Linked DNA regions of Homo sapiens: region 2 is linked to region 1. A link is a loop called in an ENCODE intact Hi-C map of the cell type or tissue named here. Cell type or tissue: HCT116. All regions are shown on one strand. Each heading gives the region's core, and the rest is flanking DNA. Links, peaks and the distances in the headings are about the cores only.

Evidence for each region. Peaks named below come from ENCODE experiments on the same cell type or tissue, not always from the same donor. Only the 100,000 strongest peaks of a DNase experiment are listed, where the experiment ranks them.
Region 2: it touches region 1 in a loop (2.9-fold over the local background); 2 of 110 quality-filtered maps call a loop at or near these places.

What each region holds. Positions count from the first base shown.
Region 1 is chr5:32,585,149-32,593,598 of GRCh38, reverse strand. It overlaps SUB1 (SUB1 regulator of transcription), which reads right to left and starts at 8,042. Exons shown (of 5, transcript NM_006713.4): 1 at 7,974-8,042; 2 at 5,015-5,087; 3 at 1,914-2,036. The coding sequence starts at 5,086. RefSeq lists silencers at 7,459-7,728, 7,769-7,868. In HCT116, for the core only: a CTCF peak has its summit at 3,248 (motif pointing right); DNase peaks (open chromatin) are centred at 3,238 and 7,558; H3K4me3 peaks cover 1,741 bases; H3K27ac peaks cover 1,258 bases.
Region 2 is chr5:33,419,576-33,428,025 of GRCh38, reverse strand. TARS1-DT (TARS1 divergent transcript) reads left to right here. Exons shown (of 3, transcript XR_001742630.2): 2 at 3,880-4,048. Among named protein-coding and RNA genes, the nearest start is that of TARS1-DT, 17 kb to the left of the region's middle. In HCT116, for the core only: a CTCF peak has its summit at 4,819 (motif pointing right); a DNase peak (open chromatin) is centred at 4,785.

The DNA of each region.
Region 1 (8,450 bases), core at 97-8,096:
GAAGCTCCGTTTTTCTGGTGAGAAAATTCCTAAAATTAGATCTAGTTTTCACAAAACTCCTCTTAACAGAACAGAATCTCTAAAATGTGTGTTCTGAACTAAATAGTTCATCTGCACTTTGTCTATCTTTTTTACCTAGAAGTATAACAAGGCAAAAATAAGCAATAGGAAAAAAAAAACTTAAATTTTCCCATTCTCACCTTAATCTTGGCACTCCACCTTTCAAAGTTATCAACAGGTCAAAATATACATGTGTTAGCCTTACTTTCTAGTCATATAAATGTCTACAGTCTTGGCCAGTCACGGTGGCTCACGCCTGTAATCCCAGCACTTTCAGAAGCCAAGGTGGGCGCATCACTTGAGCTCAGGAGTTCAAGACCAGCCTGGGCAATACTGTTTCTACCAACAACAAAGAAAATTTGCCAGGCGTCATGGAGCATTGCCTGTAGTCCCAGTTACTCAGGAGGCTGAGGCAGGAGGATCATTTGAGCCCAGGAAGCGGAAGTTGCAGTGAGCAGAGATCACACCACTGCACTCCAGCCTGGGTGACAGAGCAGAGACCCTGTCTCAAAAAAAAAATTGTAGTCTCGTTCCACCCAACTTTTTGGTTTCAACTAATACTTATAGCTCCTGGAAACACTCATCCTTTTCTTGCTCCCATTACTGCACTCTTCTAATTTTCCTTCACCCTCTCTCTTAACCTACATCCTCTTTTTCCTTCCATTCTCTATCTGAATATAACCCAAGACATCCCCTCATCTGCTTCCTGTTCTTCCTCTGTTTAATACTTCAGTAGGCAGCTTTAGTCAACCATGCTGATAATCCCACATGAACATTTCCCAACTAAGCCCTTCAGGTGCTACAGAAGCAACACCATTTTTTTTTTCAATCACATCCACAATCAAGTCCACATCTTCACTGACTGCCTAATTCCTCTGGTCCATTCTTCCTAACCTGTATCTTGTAATTGGCATAATTTCTTCTTTAGGAAAAACCATCTAAGCCCTTATCACCTCACATACAGATTAAAGCCTACAATTACCTAAGCAATCTCACCTGCATTCATTTATTCCCCAACATCCCTTCCTCACAAATCCTTCTTGTACAAAGATGCCAGTGTCAAGTCTCCCTAAAACAAGACAGGAAACCCAAGAGAAAAAGCTATACGAGTCCTCTCTAGGTGATTTCATCAAGTCCCTCTAATGAACTTCCTTCACTTTATCTATTCAACCCATTCCCCTTTTCTGTTGCTCATCAGGCCAAAATTAGGCATGTCACATTGCTGCTTCCTGTCCCATAATAATCTATTCATACTTTACTGTCCCAACACTTGACCTGCCTCCTCCAAGTTGCTTTCAAAATGTGCAGTTCTCAATTAAATTTGCATTGGTTTAAATACAGCAAAACTAGACTTTAGAGACTTTAACAATAATCCAGCATCGTACAAAATACTTTTACTAGTTTGTTCTATTTTAATAAATGTCCCTAGTTAAGAAGATTGTAACATACATATTAGGCAATTATCAGATCATAGTACTTTTAACATTCTTCAGATCAAGCCAGATAATAATTCCTCTGAATCTAAAGAAACAGCCAACTTTGGCAAGGCATGGTGGCTCACACCTGTAAACCCAGCACTTTTGGAGGCTGAGGCAGTTGGATCACAAGGTCAGGAGTTCAAGACCAGCCTGGCCAAGATGGTGAAACCCCATCTCTACTAAAAATACAAAAATTAGCCAGGTCTGGTGGCGGATGCCTGTAATCCTAGCTACTCGGGAGGCTGAGGCAGAGAACTGCTTGAACTCAGGAGGCTGAGGTTGCAGTGAGCCGAGATGGCGCCACTGCACTCCAGCCTGGGTGACAGAGCATGACTCCATGTCAAAAAAAAAAAAAAAAAAAATAGCCAACTTTACCTGAAACATGTTATCATCTCTGCTGCTGCTGCTCTGTTTAGAAGATGACAGGGCTCTCGAAGTCTCACCTGTCTTTTGTTTCTTTACAGGTTTTTCTGGAGCAACTTGCTTTTTCCTCTTTAACTAGAAAAGAATATGGTTAAAATTTGCACACATAAAAATAAAACATACCCCAGTGTCAAAAGATCCCATTACTTTTTAAGATTTAAACAATCAAAAGACTACATCCAAAATATCATAAATATATACATAAGCAAGTTTCACTCAACAACAAAACTATGAATCTAACCAATCCTTCTGTCTAGTAATGTTTTCAAACTCTGTTCTCAGGATCCCAAAAGACACTTCAGGCATTATAGTAGTATTAACCACAGGAACGGTTATTTTGTGGTTTGGGATCCCACATACGATTTCTTTGGTAGAAAAAAAAATGGAGGGATCTTGCTACTTCTGAATAAACCTGGAAACCACAGTCTACTAAGGCTAGTCAGTTACTTATTTTACGAAGCAGATATACTAATTAAAAAGAATATAACCAACTTATTCCATTTCCAGGATATGTTTATTTATGTCCTGCCTATTCCAAAAGGAATTTATGCTGGCTTAAGGAATTTATGGGCCGGGCGCGGTAGCTCACACCTGTAATCCCAGCACTTTGGGAGTCCGAGGCGGGAGGATCACTTGAGGTCAGGAGTTCGAGACCAGCCTGGCCACATGGTGAAACCCCATCTCCACTAAAAATACAAAAAAAGTTAGCCAGGCGTGGTGGTGGGCACCTATAATCCCAGCTACTAGGGAGGCTGAGGCAGAGAACTGCTTGAATCCAGGAGGCTGAGGTTGCAGTGAGCCGAGATCGTGCCATTGCACTCCAGCCTGGGCAACAGAGCGATACTCCATCTCAAAAAAAAAAAAAAAAAAAAAAATTAGCCAGGCGTGGTGGCACACGCCTGTAATCCCAGCTACTCGGAAGGCTGAGGCAGGAGAATCGCTTGAACCCGGGACGCGAAGGTTGCAGTGAGCCGAGATCGCGCCATTACACTCCAGCCTGGGCAACAAAAGCAAAACTTCATCTCAAAATAAAAAATTAAAAAAAAAGGAATTTACAATTAGGCAAATCTTTAGAGAGCTATTTTGCACTGGGCACTGACAGCCAGCAACTCAAGAACTTCCTCATTACAAAAAAAAAAAAAATCATTGTAGACAGCTATGTGTTAGACTAGCTTTCAAAAATCACAACGTTGTTTTAAAAACAGCATTATTTTAAAAGCTTATTAGAAAGTCGCATTCTCAAAAAGAGCTAACCCATAAAAACCACTACAATACCCAACCCAAACAGAAGAGGGCAGTCATGTTCCTTCTTGATGGAATAGTATAAATATTTTAATGTTACTAAATTAATTGAATGTTACCAAATTAGATGAAGCTAGGAAAAATATTATATACATGTAAAACATGAAATGAAAAATGTGGTATACAAGGTTAAGTGTTTACAAGAGTAATATTACTATTTGGGACAAACAAAAAGTTAGCTCAATATGCAGAAAGCAATTATTCTATAAATCAGGCTCTAAGTATTCCCTGTGGAATAGTGCATGTCTGGCAAATAAAAGCTCAATACACATGTGTTACATCAACATACTCAAATACTATATAGGGTGCAAATTTTAAAATTAAGAAATTTACTCAAGTATAGTCTTTGAAGCCTTATTTTACCCTTCCATGTGTTGTTATATTCTATATTTATACTTTAAGGTTGCAACTTCTCCAATCTCCCATACGCTCTCCCCTTTTCTTTTAGCTAAAATTGCTAAGCTTCAGGAGGAAAAAAAAAAGATAGGGAGCCTGCTTCTTTTGAATAAACTTTCGGAAATCACAGGTCTACCAGTGCTAGTCATTACTTACTATTTTACAAAGGATATATACTAATTAGGAAAAACACGACCAACTTATTCTATTTCTAGGATATAAATATCTCTTCAGATATGTAAAGTTCTATGCGATAAAAGACAATTCTGCACGGAAGACTTGACCGCAGAGTGAGACGCTCAGTTATGCTCCACTGAGATGCTCAATTTAGCGAAATTCACCAATTACGGTGCAGCTGTCATCTAATGCAGAAAAAGCCTATCTTGTCAATGGGTTTCAAGTTAGCTTTACTGCGTGCTGATTTAATTAAATGGAAGGGACCAGAGCACAAACTTAGTACAAACTTAAAAATGTACCAAGTCTAAAATTCAGAAAACCTTATGTGCAGAATAAACACCAGTAACTAAGAGAACTGTCAAAATTAACATTTTATGGCCACTCATGATGGCTCACACCTGTAATCCCAGCACTTTGGGAGTCTGAGGCAGAAGAATTGCCTGAGGCCAGGAGTTTGAGACCAGCCTTAGCAACACAGCAATACCTGGTCCCTACAAAAACATTTTTTTTTTAATTAACCAGGCATGATGCCTGTAGTCCCAGCTACTCTGGAGGCAGAGGTGGGAGGACTGCTTGAGACCAGGAGGTCGAGGCTGCAGTGAGCCATGATGGTGCCACCACACTCCAGCCTCGGCAAGAGAGTAAGACCCTGTCTTTAAAAAAAAAAATTAACATTTTACAAAAAAAAATCTGGTAAATTTCTAAATAACGGCAAATAGTGACTTTGGCCTACTTAGAATTCTATGACCCTAGGATGCAAGGCAGTGTTTCTGCAACTTTAGGGTTCCTAATGATGCTCAACAGAAGACTTGTTAAGTCTGATTTAGGGCCTATGAGTATGAATGTGCAAAAAGCATCCTAGGCACTTCTAGTCAAGTGGTCCAGAGACCAACCGTACCTCCAGAAATACCCATTCACATTCTTATTTTTTATTTTTTATTTATTTATTTTTTTAAAGAGACAGGTTCTTGCTATGTTAGCCTGGTTGGTCTTGAACTCTTGGCCTCAAGCAATCCTGCCACCTCGGCCTCCCAAAGAAGTAGGATAACAGGCATGAGCCACCGCGCCCAGCTAGATCCTCATTTTAAGATGTTAATACACCTTTTACTATCCTTCAGAATGGGATATGGACAATATTGTTGAGTATCACCAAAATGACTTGGTGCAGCAGTAGTCACCTTTTTGTCAACCTCACTGTCAGAATCACTGCCAGAAGAGCTTGAAGAAACAAGTTCCTTTGATTTAGGCATCCTGAAAGAAAAATACATTACAAAAATAATTAATAAGGTACTCTACTACTTTCAACTTAGCTCTCCCCCAATCAAAGAAAAAAATCAAGGACAAGTTCCACGGTTCATTCTACCATTTTTGTGGTACTGAGTTGTTACACTGAGCACAAGTTTTAATCTATACCCTTTTAAGTTGCAAATAACACGCAGGGTGCAATGTGCTGAACCCAGTAAGAACAATGAACTAAATGTCATACACTCCTACACCTCTAACCTTTCTCCAGGCCAATGGATCTTTCTATACTTCGTTTTAATGGCATTACACACTATGGGTAGGGTAAACTGCAAGAAGGCAGCAGACAACAATTACTATTAAAACCAGAAGAAATGTAATTCTACTATTACTGCTTTAGACTTCTCATCAACGAGATTGGAACTAACGTAAAATTATTCACTATGGGGAACTGACCCCAACATTTACACAACAGGGAACTAGCTGTACTATGCAAATGTGACATCTAATTAATTTTTACATAATATTTTATTCATATTTTGACTTTTTGGCCGTATCACCAAAATAACGACAGGTACTAATTCAAGAGTACACAAAATTATACGCAATTCAGGCCGGGAACGATGGTTCACGCCTGTAATCCCAAAACTTTAGGAGGCCAAAGCAGGCGGATCACCTGAGGTCAGGAGTTCGAGACCAGCCTGGCCAACATGGTGAAACCCTATCTCCACTAAAAATACAAAAATTAACAGGGCACGGTGGCACACCTGTAGTCCCAGCAATTCGGGAGACTGAGGCAGGAGAATCGCTTCAACACCGGAGGCAGAGGTTGCAGTGACACAAGGTCACATCATTGCACTCCGGCCTGGGCAACAAAGCAAGACTCCATCTCAAAAAAAAAAAAAAATCTTACACAATTCACAGCAATTCATTACATTTTACACAGATTTTTCTACTCTGGAACATAATTAAAATTTGAAGAACCTATTTATGGGAGGTGCAAAACCTATTTATGGGAGGTGCAAAACCTTCCCGCAAATTCCTACCATGCTGGTAACTTCCCAGGTCCCCCCAGAGACATAGATAACTTAGTGCCTTGCTTACAAGTGGGTGTTTACTGAGTGCCTGAGTGCAAGTTTGCAGAAAGCAAACTATCAGTAAGCCTAAGCCCCAAATTTCAAGGAATTCCAAGATACGTGGATACCTCTATTCAAGGCACTTATAACACCAGGTCATAAAACGCTGATTATCAAAATATCTTTTGCTCTCCCCATCTCAGAAGAGATTAGGTCCTATTAACCCATTTATGCCAGAGGTTGCAATTTTTTGAATTTATGCAAGCAGACCTTGGCGATGATCTTGAGCAGTAGCACATAAATAACTCCCACATGCTTAGCGTTCCAATAATGGAACACTAGGCATAAATTAGCTAATTTCTGTATGCGTTAAAGGGCCTAATAAACACATCACACACTGTATTTGTTTAATACAAGAAAAAAAGACTTAAAATTCCTCCTTAAAAAAAAATCATAAATAATCTAGCTCTCTAGATGAAACTTGCATTAGCACTGACATTGCATATGTTCCAAAATAGGAGGTCAAGGAAAAAGAAGTGGGCCACCCCAATCCTAGCCATTAAATTCAAAAAGCTCAATCTGATTTTAACTGGTAATGTCTTCAAGGGTAAATTCAGAAGGGAAAAGCAATGTTCATGACCACGTTTTATCCGTTTTTCCTGTTTCTGCTCCATTTTGCAACCTCATCTCTAAAATCAATTTAGTTAAGTTTTTTATGCTAATTAATACGACAAAAAGATATTTTTTAAAAAGGTAATTAAATTGAACATAATTTTTCACTTTGAAACTGTCGATCATAACTACCGTCTGTTATCAAAAACTGCCTGGGGGCCTAAGAATTTTTCAAAGAACCACCTGGTACTCAACCCAAAGAAGTCCACTGGAGAAGAAAGGTAACGGTAACTAAAACCAGCCTCTAAACTTTTAACAAATATATATTTACCTTAATGAGCCTGTTCCAATGTGGGGGTGGGGGGAGAAGCAGCTTGTAATTCAAGTAACTGATACTGAAACCACTATTGTAGAATTTATACAAAACGCAACTTTAAAAAGAGAAACGAAATCTTCAGCCTTTGCTGATTGAGGGAAAGATCAGAAAAAAACGAGGTGAAAATGAACCAGGACTGAAGGGCACACGACTTCGGTATAACAGGAAGGTGACAAGCACAAGACCAGGGAAGGGGTCGCGCGGCCCCAGCAAGCCGCTAGAACCCCGTGGCTAGCAGCCGCTCGGGCGAGGGGAGACAGGTTGGTCGGAGGGGGCGTGGGAGGCGGCGAAGTGCGGAGAAGACGGCGTGGGAAGGGGCGGGATTTGCACCAAGCGCCATTTTCTTCTCTCGAAGCGTTCCCTCCCCCTGCACATCAGCCGTTCTTCCCCCGGCCCCCTCCCGCCCGCATCCGCTCTCCCAGTCTCCAGAGCGCCCCGCTCAGGGCGAGGGGCGGGGGAAGAGTAGGTAACCGCACGCGCCCCACCTAGGCAGGCCGCCGCCGCATTGTCCCGGGGACGCCGCGACTCTCTCCCCGCGACTCCTCACTCCCCGGCCGCCCTCAATCTACCGCCCCGGGCCGCAGCGCCCGCCGCCTCGACTCGGCTCCCCGGGGACAGGAGTCTACCGCGGAAGGGCCCACAGCGCGTCAGGCGTGGAGTCAGAAACGGAGAAGGGGGCCGGGGACGCCGAGGGGAAGGGGGAGGTAAGGCAGAGCCGCCATTTCCCGCGGCCATTGCCGGCGAGAGGAGTGGAGGGCCGAAGGCAGCTCACGGCCCGGCTGGGAGGGTGGGGGCCCCGAGGAGTAGGGGTAGGGGGTCCCGCGCACTCACGCTTCGCTCGGCTCTAGCAGTCGAACACCCTCTTGGTCGTTCGCTCGCGACTGACAGAGAACCGGAAGTGACGGCAGCCAGGAGACGCCGGCCCCGCCGCGCTGGGGCTGCGGTCACGTGATGGGGCGTGGCCTCCCCACAGAAACCAACACTTAGACCCTTTCCAGGGCCTTAAAGGGACCGCGTCTCTTCCTAAATGGGTGACGCGAAAGTCAGATGTTGGAAGATTACATCTGACCCTTGAGAGAATGAAAGAGCTAATATCCTTCCTGTAGGAGATAGCTTAAAAAAAAATTAAAAAAAAGGAAAACGCCAATAAAACATGAGTGACAAGCGCCAAGCTTTGCGTTTGTTCAATAAATGTTTACTCTAATGAAGCGAAGGGGTCATAATGAAAAAGATCAATACTCTGGCCCATTTTCCCAGAAATGGTCTTCCTACCCCACTTCACCCACCTCAATACATGCCTCTGCCTCC
Region 2 (8,450 bases), core at 165-8,164, 830 kb before region 1:
GGCAGTTATCCTCACCCACTCCCACCACTGGTAGCCAGGGGAGCCACATCTGCTAGAGCTTCTCGCCCAGTGGTTCTACTTCTGCCTGAATTTACCAAAGAGTTCAGCCTCCTGTTGCCCTGAAAACCCCTACAGCAGGGCAGGCAACTCCATCCATCCTCCCCTCCCATAGCCAGACAGGCCACATCCACTAGAGTTTACAACCCAGAGGTCCTACTTCTGCCTGAATTCTGCAGACAGGCACAACCCATGTTTTCCAGGAAGTACCCAGACAGCAGATTAGGGCTGACTTGGCAAGGATACAGCTTGTCTACTAACTGCAGCCCCTACCGAAGGGAGCCCAGTGGACCAGAACACTCAACAAAAGAAACGTGGGCATGGAAACAGTAATCAGAGGAGGCTTCTCCAAGACCCAGTAGTGAACAAGAATTGAATCCAATCAACTGAACTCACCTTATATCATACATAATCAAATTTCCAAGGGCATCAAAGGACAACAAAAACAACAACAAAAACAAAAACAAAGGACAGCAACTTCAAAGACTGAAGGAACATCAGCCCACACAATAAGAAAGAGCCAGCACAAGAACTCTGGCAACTCAAAAGGCCAGAGTGCCTTCTTTCTTCCAAGTGATCACACTAGTTCCCCAGCAAGCATTCTTAACCAGGCTGAAATGGCTGAAATGATAGAAATAGAATTCAGAATATACATAGGAATAAAGGTCATTGAGATTCAGGAGAACATTGAAACCCACTCCACAGAAGCTAAGAATCACAATAAAAAAATACAGGAACTGATAGACAAAATAGTCATTATACAAAGGAACCAAACTGATCTGATAGAGCTGAAAAACACACTACAAGAATTGCATAATGCAATGGCAAGTATTAACAACCGAATAGGCCAAGCTGAGGAAAAAAATCTCAGAGCTTGACACTGATCCTCTGAAATAACTGTCAGACAAAAATAAGAAAAAACAATAAAGGAGAATGAATAAAACCTCCAAGAAATATGGGATTGTGGAAAGAGACCCAATATATGACTCATTGGTGTGCCTGAGGAAGAAGGAGAGAAACCAAGCAATTTGGAAAATATATTCTAGGATATTGTCCATTAAATCTTCTCCAACCTTGCTAGAGAGGCCAACATGCAAATCTGGGAAATACAAAGAACCCTCGTGAGCTATTACCCAAGAAGATCATTCCAAGACACATAATTATCAGTTTTTTCAAGGTCAAAATGAAAGGAAAAATGTTAAAGGCAGCAAGAAATAAGGGCAGGTCACCTACAAAGGGAACCACCAGGCTAACAGTTGACCTTTCAGCAGAAACTCTACAAGCCAGAAAAGATTGGGGGCCTATATTCAACATTCTTAAAGAAAAAAATTTCTAGCCAATAATTTCATATCCCACCAAACTAAGTGAAGGATAAATAAGATCCTTTTTAGATAAGCAAATGCTAAGGGAATTCATTACTATCAAACCTGTGCTACAAGAGGTCCTGAAAGGGGCACTAATTATGGAAAGAAAAGACCATTACCAGCCACTACAAAAACACACTTAGATACACAGACCAGTGATACTATATAGCAATGTTTATAGTATGCATAATGACCAGCTAACAACATGATAATAGGATCAAATCCACACATACTAATATTAACCTTCAATGTAAACAGGTTTAATGCCCCAATTACAAGGCACAAACTATACTACAGGGCTACAGTAACCAAAACGGCATAGTACTGATACAAAAACAGACACACAGACCAATAGAACAGAATAGAGACCTGAGAAATAATGCCACACACCTATAATCATCTGATTTTTGACAAAGCTGACAGAAATAAATAATGGGAAAAGGACTCCACATTCATAAAATGGTGCTGGGATAACTGGCTAGTCATATGCAGAAGATTGAGACTGGACTGCTATCTTATAACACATATTAAAAAAATCAACTCAAGGTAGATTAAATACTTAAATGTAAAACCTGAAAGTATAAAATCCTTGGAAGATAACTTAGGAAATACTATTCTGGACATAGGACTTGTCGAAGGTTTCACAACAAAGATGCCAAAAACAATTGCAACAAAAAAAATTGACAAATGGGATCTAATTAAATTAAAGGGATTCTGCACAGCAAAATAAACTATCAACAGAGTAAACAGGCAACTTATGGAATTGGAGAAAATATTTGCAAACTATGCATCTGACAAAGGTTTCATGTCCAGAATCAATAAAGAACTTAAACAAATTTGCAAGCAAAAAACCAACAACCCCATTAAAAAGTGGGGTAAGGACATGAACACTTTTCCAAAGAAGAGATACATGCAATCAATAAGCATATGAAAAACGCTCAACATCACTAATAATTAGAGGAATGTAAATCAAAACCAAAATGAGACACCATCTCATACCAGTAAGAATGGCTAATATTAAAAAAATTTTAAAAAAAACAGATGCTGGCAAGGTTGTGGATAAAACGGAATGCTTATACACTGCTGGTGGGAATGTAAATTAGTTCAGCCATTGTGGAAAGCAGTGTGGTGATTTCTCAAAGCTCTTTAAACAGAAATACTATTTGACCCAGGAATTCCATTATTGGGTATATACCCAAAGGAATATAAATCATTCTACTATAAAGACACATGCATGGTATGTTCATTGCAGCACTATCCACAACAGCAAAGACAGAATTAACCTAAATGCCCATCAACAGTAGACTAGATAAAGAAAATGTGGTGCCTATACACCCTGGAGTACTATGCAGTCACAAAAAAGAATAAGATCACATCTTTTGTGACAACATGGATGGAGCTGGAGGCCATTATCCTAAGCAAACTAATGCAGGAAACAGAAAAATGAATATTCACGTTCTCACTTATAAATGGGGCCTAAACAATGAGAACACATGGATCCACTAGGAGAGGAACAACAGACCCTGGGGCCTACTTGAGGGTAGAGGGTAAGAGGAGGGAGAGGGTCAGAAAAGTACCCATCAGGTACTATGCTTATTACTCAGGTGACAACATTACCTGTGTGCTAAACCTCCAAAACACACAGTTTGCCTATATAATAAACCTGCACATGTACCCCTAAACCTAAAATTAAAGATAAAAAAAGGATTGAAAAAAGATTCGCAATACATTTTCAATAGCTGAATCAGATGCTGCAATATAAGCATTAAGAGAAGGAGGAAGAGATAATTGGTATCTCATATCTAGGATATGATTTCCTATTTTCAAGCTGAGTTGATAAAACTGCCTTGTTTTGCATGGAAACAGTTGGGAACTGAAAGGCTTGTCCTCAAAAAATTGCTTTTTTGAGTCATATATTTTAATTATTATTATTTTTTTGGAGACAAGAGTCTTGCTCTGTAACCCAGGCTGGAGTGCAGTGGTATGATCTCAGCTCACTGCAACCTCCACCTCCCAGGTAAGCACTTCTCCTTCCTCAGCCTTCCAAGTAGCTGGGATTACAGGCACGTGACACCATGCCTGGCTAATTTTTTTTTTTTTTTTTCTAAGTAGAGATGGAGTTTCACCATATTGGTCAGGCTGGTCTCGAACTCCTGACGTCAAGTATCCACCTATCTTGGCCTCCCAAAGTGCTGGGATTACAGGCATGAGCCACTGCACTCAGCCTTTGAGTGATATATTTTAATATTATCAGCACTTGATTTCAAGAGACAGAAACCCGCTCAAGCAAGTTTAAACAAACAAAAAATGGCATGGCCAGATTCAGAGGCTTTAATGATGAATCCAGTCTCTATCTCTGCTTCCCTTCACGTGCTAACTTCAGTTTTACGAAAGCTATTTCCATGTGCCAGGAGAAAAGGGCCACTAATTTTTCTATTTTATCTTTACATCTTTGTAGCTCAAGATCCCAGAGGAAGAGGAGCCATCTTTCCCAGTGGCTTTACCGGAAAAGTCCCTGAGCCAGTCACTGTGCCCACTGGAAGACAAATGGAGACTTGCCAAGCTTTGGTCATGAACTCACTGGGACTGCAGGAGACTGGGTCAGCCCCACCAAAATAATGCAGAAGGTAAATACTTGGTTTTTCAAAGGAAAGGTGGGAAAACCCAGCCCAATAAATGTGTTTTCCTTTTGGTCACACAAATCATATACAATATGTGCTCATTTTATAAAATTACACACTCCCCACTACATTTTAAAAAGGATATATTGACAATGTACTATTCTTGCTTTATAGAGATGATAGATAGGTGATAGATAATAGATTAGATAGATGATAGAGATAGATTAGATAGATGATAGCTAGCTAGCTAGCTAGATAGATAGATTAGGGCATCAGTGATAGGGTCAGTATAGGCCTGGGTGCTGGAGCTACAAAGATGAGTGAGGCCTGGGGTTTCTAACCTCATGAAACTTATAGAAAAACTTAAATAAGTAAACAAACATTACAAAACAGTGTAATTATCACTAACAGGTTTGATATTAGAAAATAATTTTGTACAAAGGAATACAATTTTTTAAAGTATTATTTCTTTCCTTCTTTGGCTTTTGAGGGTACAAATGTAATGACAAACATGCTGGATTGGGAGTCAGTAGGCTTTGGGCAACCTCTACCTCTGTGACCTTAAGCATGGACAAAAATTACCACTTTGGTTCTCCGTTTTCACTAGTGGAAAATGAGAAGGTTGAAGTATATGATCCCCTAGATTCCTCTAAGTTAAAAATTCTAAATATTTGCATGCATGAGACTATAGTAATCAATGGTGACTTCGTTGGAATTCTTGATAGGTCAGGATGTATATAAACTGAAAAGCCACTAGATGTCACGCTTGTCACAGATTTTTGCTATTCTAATTTTTTTTTTTGTAAATATCAAGATCTGGGAGTTGAGCAGGACCTTAAAAACTGTATTTGTTCAATCATATCTGTTAATTAAAAAAAAAGACTATTTGGACTGGATAGATCAAATTACTTAGCTAAATTCACACTGCTAGCTAGCATTAATACCAGACCTCCTGATTTCTATTCCAGTGGAGCCATCTCTCTTTAAAATGAATGATGTTTGAAATGATGTTTTTACATCAGCTGTCAACTTTGGTAATGATAATTTTTTCTTTTTCTTCTTGAACTATCACTCAAAGTAATTTGGGGAACCAATTGTTAAAAAATTCTATGATTCAATATAATATCAATAACAATAGATAAAAAGTAGTTATTACTCATAGATTACTAGACTGCCTTAAAACCCTATTTGAAGATAATTTACAGGATGATGTAAGAAATTGGGTAGATGTGAATAAAAGTGGAAATTAAAGTTCACACACACCTAGCTTATCTGAATTTCGGACTTTGGGAATTTCAGGTTTTCTTTTCTTAAAATGGCTCTGGATAGAAAATAAGTTTTTTAAAACAGCTTTCTTTGAGAAGTGAAATAACTTTTAGGTTTCTGAACCAAACTAATTAACATTAATTTTTATGTAATCCTTTGAACTTTGTCTAACATGCAGTTCTTAATAATTGTGGTTCTCTTATTTATGATTCCCAATACTTAGTTGTGCGAGAGGATTTGAGAGAGAAACAGGGCTGTAAGAGGCAGAATTGCAGCAGATAGCCTGATAAGAGGAGAGGGGAGGATTGCTAGACTCAAAGAAACAAATCTATCTTACATCATTACAAAATAACAGATGTTTCTGATTACAACCTTGTGTCTTCGAGAACAGGTTAAATTATATTGACAGTGCTTTGTGACATACAAGCCTTTTGAGAAGGATTTTCTACAAAATGTTCAAAATGAAGTCTTGGTGTCCAAAAGCAGTTAAATATTGCTTATATAGGGAAGTCATTTATGTAATTCTTATAACTGTGAAGTTACAATAAATCCTTTTTCCAGAGTGAGTGTAAGGTTGGATTATGTATATAAATAGTGAGCCTGTTAATACTGGCTCTGTTGCCTCAGTAAACTGAGAAGAATAATACTACTGCACAGAGGTGCTGTTGGATATTTGAAGGAGTTGTGGAAAATGGAAAGTTCTATATAGTTGTAAGCTATCAAGATGATGATAGTTAGAAAACGTGAATGGACACATTCTCCCAAGAAGAGCTCTCCCTGTGGAGATGAGCTACGGAAACTGGAAGAGCTCAACATTAAAGAGCTAGAACATATGGGAAGCCCAGAGGTTAACTTCTCTGTGGATGATGAAGTAGCTGGACTAATCTACTTTCCAAAAGTTAAGAAGTGATCACAGAGATTCTTCCAGAGATGAGAAAATGGGACCACTCTCTGAATCAATACTGAGATGTGATGTGTCATGAATGCAGGTAAAACCATGGCTATCCAAATAGGATGGAGCTTTGCGACCGTAAGAGACCAGCTCTTGCATTCGTTCTCCCCATCTTTGTTCTGCTTTCCCTGCTCACTTCCAAAATGAAGGAAAGCCAGGACCTGTGTAATATCTTTCTTGAGCTATTTTCAGTTGTATTTTTTATCTATTCCTGGGTTGGAAAATTGAGGCCTTCGGCTGTTTTTCCTGTTTTCTGTGGTCAGGCTTCAGTATTTTTCTACCTCTTTTTAAATCCTCTTGATGAACTTATACTTAAAAAACAAAAGTTGCATGTTGCAGGAATATTCCAGTTGGTTTCAGAGAGGGAGCAAGACAAGTTGGATATCACGTGCCCATATCTCTCATGTATGTGCTAACTGGATTTCTACATTCCCTCAAATTACTTCATGTTTTGCAAAATTGTTGTGTTAGAATCAGCAAACAATTAGAAAATGTACTTTATTTCAGTGTGGCAATTTTATATTCTCTTCTCTATTACTGAAACAAATTATTTCCCACATATTTTGATAACATTATAGTGGTGCTAGTCACATTGTTGTAAGGTGGCGTCAGCGTTCCCATGATAAACTTTGTCAAGCTCTTGTAACTTGGCTACAAAACTCTACCTCGAGTTTGAGACTTGCTTTAATCCCAGAGCCATCTAGGAAAGAAAATAAATTTATCTTAAATTGGACAAAATGTTAGCGATAAAATAATTAACAGTGAAAACCTCCTCCCATTGCTCAAATCTTGATGCTATTTTTCAACAACTCCAATCCCGAAAACATCATTTTTTGAATTTAGTAAATTTTCTCATTCTGTATGAATTTTCATGTAATTTGGAAGTTCATCTTTAGATCAGAGAAGGACATTTTATCTCTGCAAATAAACCAATTAAATATCTGGGTGAGAAAATTCTATTTTTTAAAAGTTTCTTATTTTTAACTAAGTCGTTTCCTAAAGGTTACACAATGGAAGGACAGAAAGGGCAGCCAAGAGCCCTGGAGGCACCATTTGTTCTGATGCTGTCTTTTTTCAATTTAAGAAATAAAGCCACAGAAATCCTGCTTCACTCGCCTTTTCTCTCTTGAGTTGTTTTTTTTTTCCTTTCTAAAGTTTGAGTTCAAATTCTTGTTATTTTGATAGAAAGGGAGTTCTGGTGATAAAAGTGAATAGAACATAGCTACACATCAAATTCACTTTGTAAAAATGTCTCTTCAGAGATTATCAGTAAGTGAGCCAAGGTGCTGTAGAAGTGAAATGCTTTCTGAGTTGAACTGTCTTTCTGGATAAGTTTAATTTTTAAACGGCCAATTTGTCTGCACGCCTCCATTTTTAACTTACCCACTTGATGATAACTTGGGTGACCCTGAGGCTTTTGTTAAACTTACATTCAGAGATCAAGGCTCCAGTCAGGGACTCAGCCCTGCTGGGGATGTTTCCTACTCTCACGGACTTCAAAGAAAACGGAGCCCAGAGAAAGATAGCACACTGGGGTCATCTGAGCCAATTTTTTAAAAATCAAGAATATCATGCAATATACCCAGGTAACACACCTGCACATGTACCCCCCTGAATCTAAAATAGAAGTTGAATTTTTTTAAAAAATGTCCGGGCGCAGTGGCTCGTGCCTGTAATCCCAGCACTTTGGGAGGTGAAGGCGGGCGAATCACGAGGTCAGGAAATGGAGACCATCCTGGCTAACAGGGTGAAACCCCATCTCTACTAAAAATACAAAAAAAAATTAGCCGGGCATGGTGGTGGGCGCCTGTAGTCCCAGCTACTTGGGAGGCTGAGGCAGGAGAATGGTGCGAACCCGGTAGGCGGAGCTTGCAGTGAGCCAAGATTTCGCCACTGCACTCCAGCCTGGGCGACAGAGCAAGACTCCTTCTCGAAAAAAAAAAAAAAAAAAGAATATTTTGGGGTAGGGTTCTTGGGAAGAACCAAACTATGCACAACTTCTAATCACTTTCACAACCCTAAATGAGAATGTTTCATTTTAGTAAGTTCAATCTGAATTGAATGCCAGTCAGTTGGAAAAATAGCAGATGTGTTATGGGACCTCTAAGCTAAATGTGCTTCCTGAAAAAATGCTCTCATTCAAGGTTCTATAAATGTAGTAAGGAATACGCAGTGGGAAGAGCAGAAGAG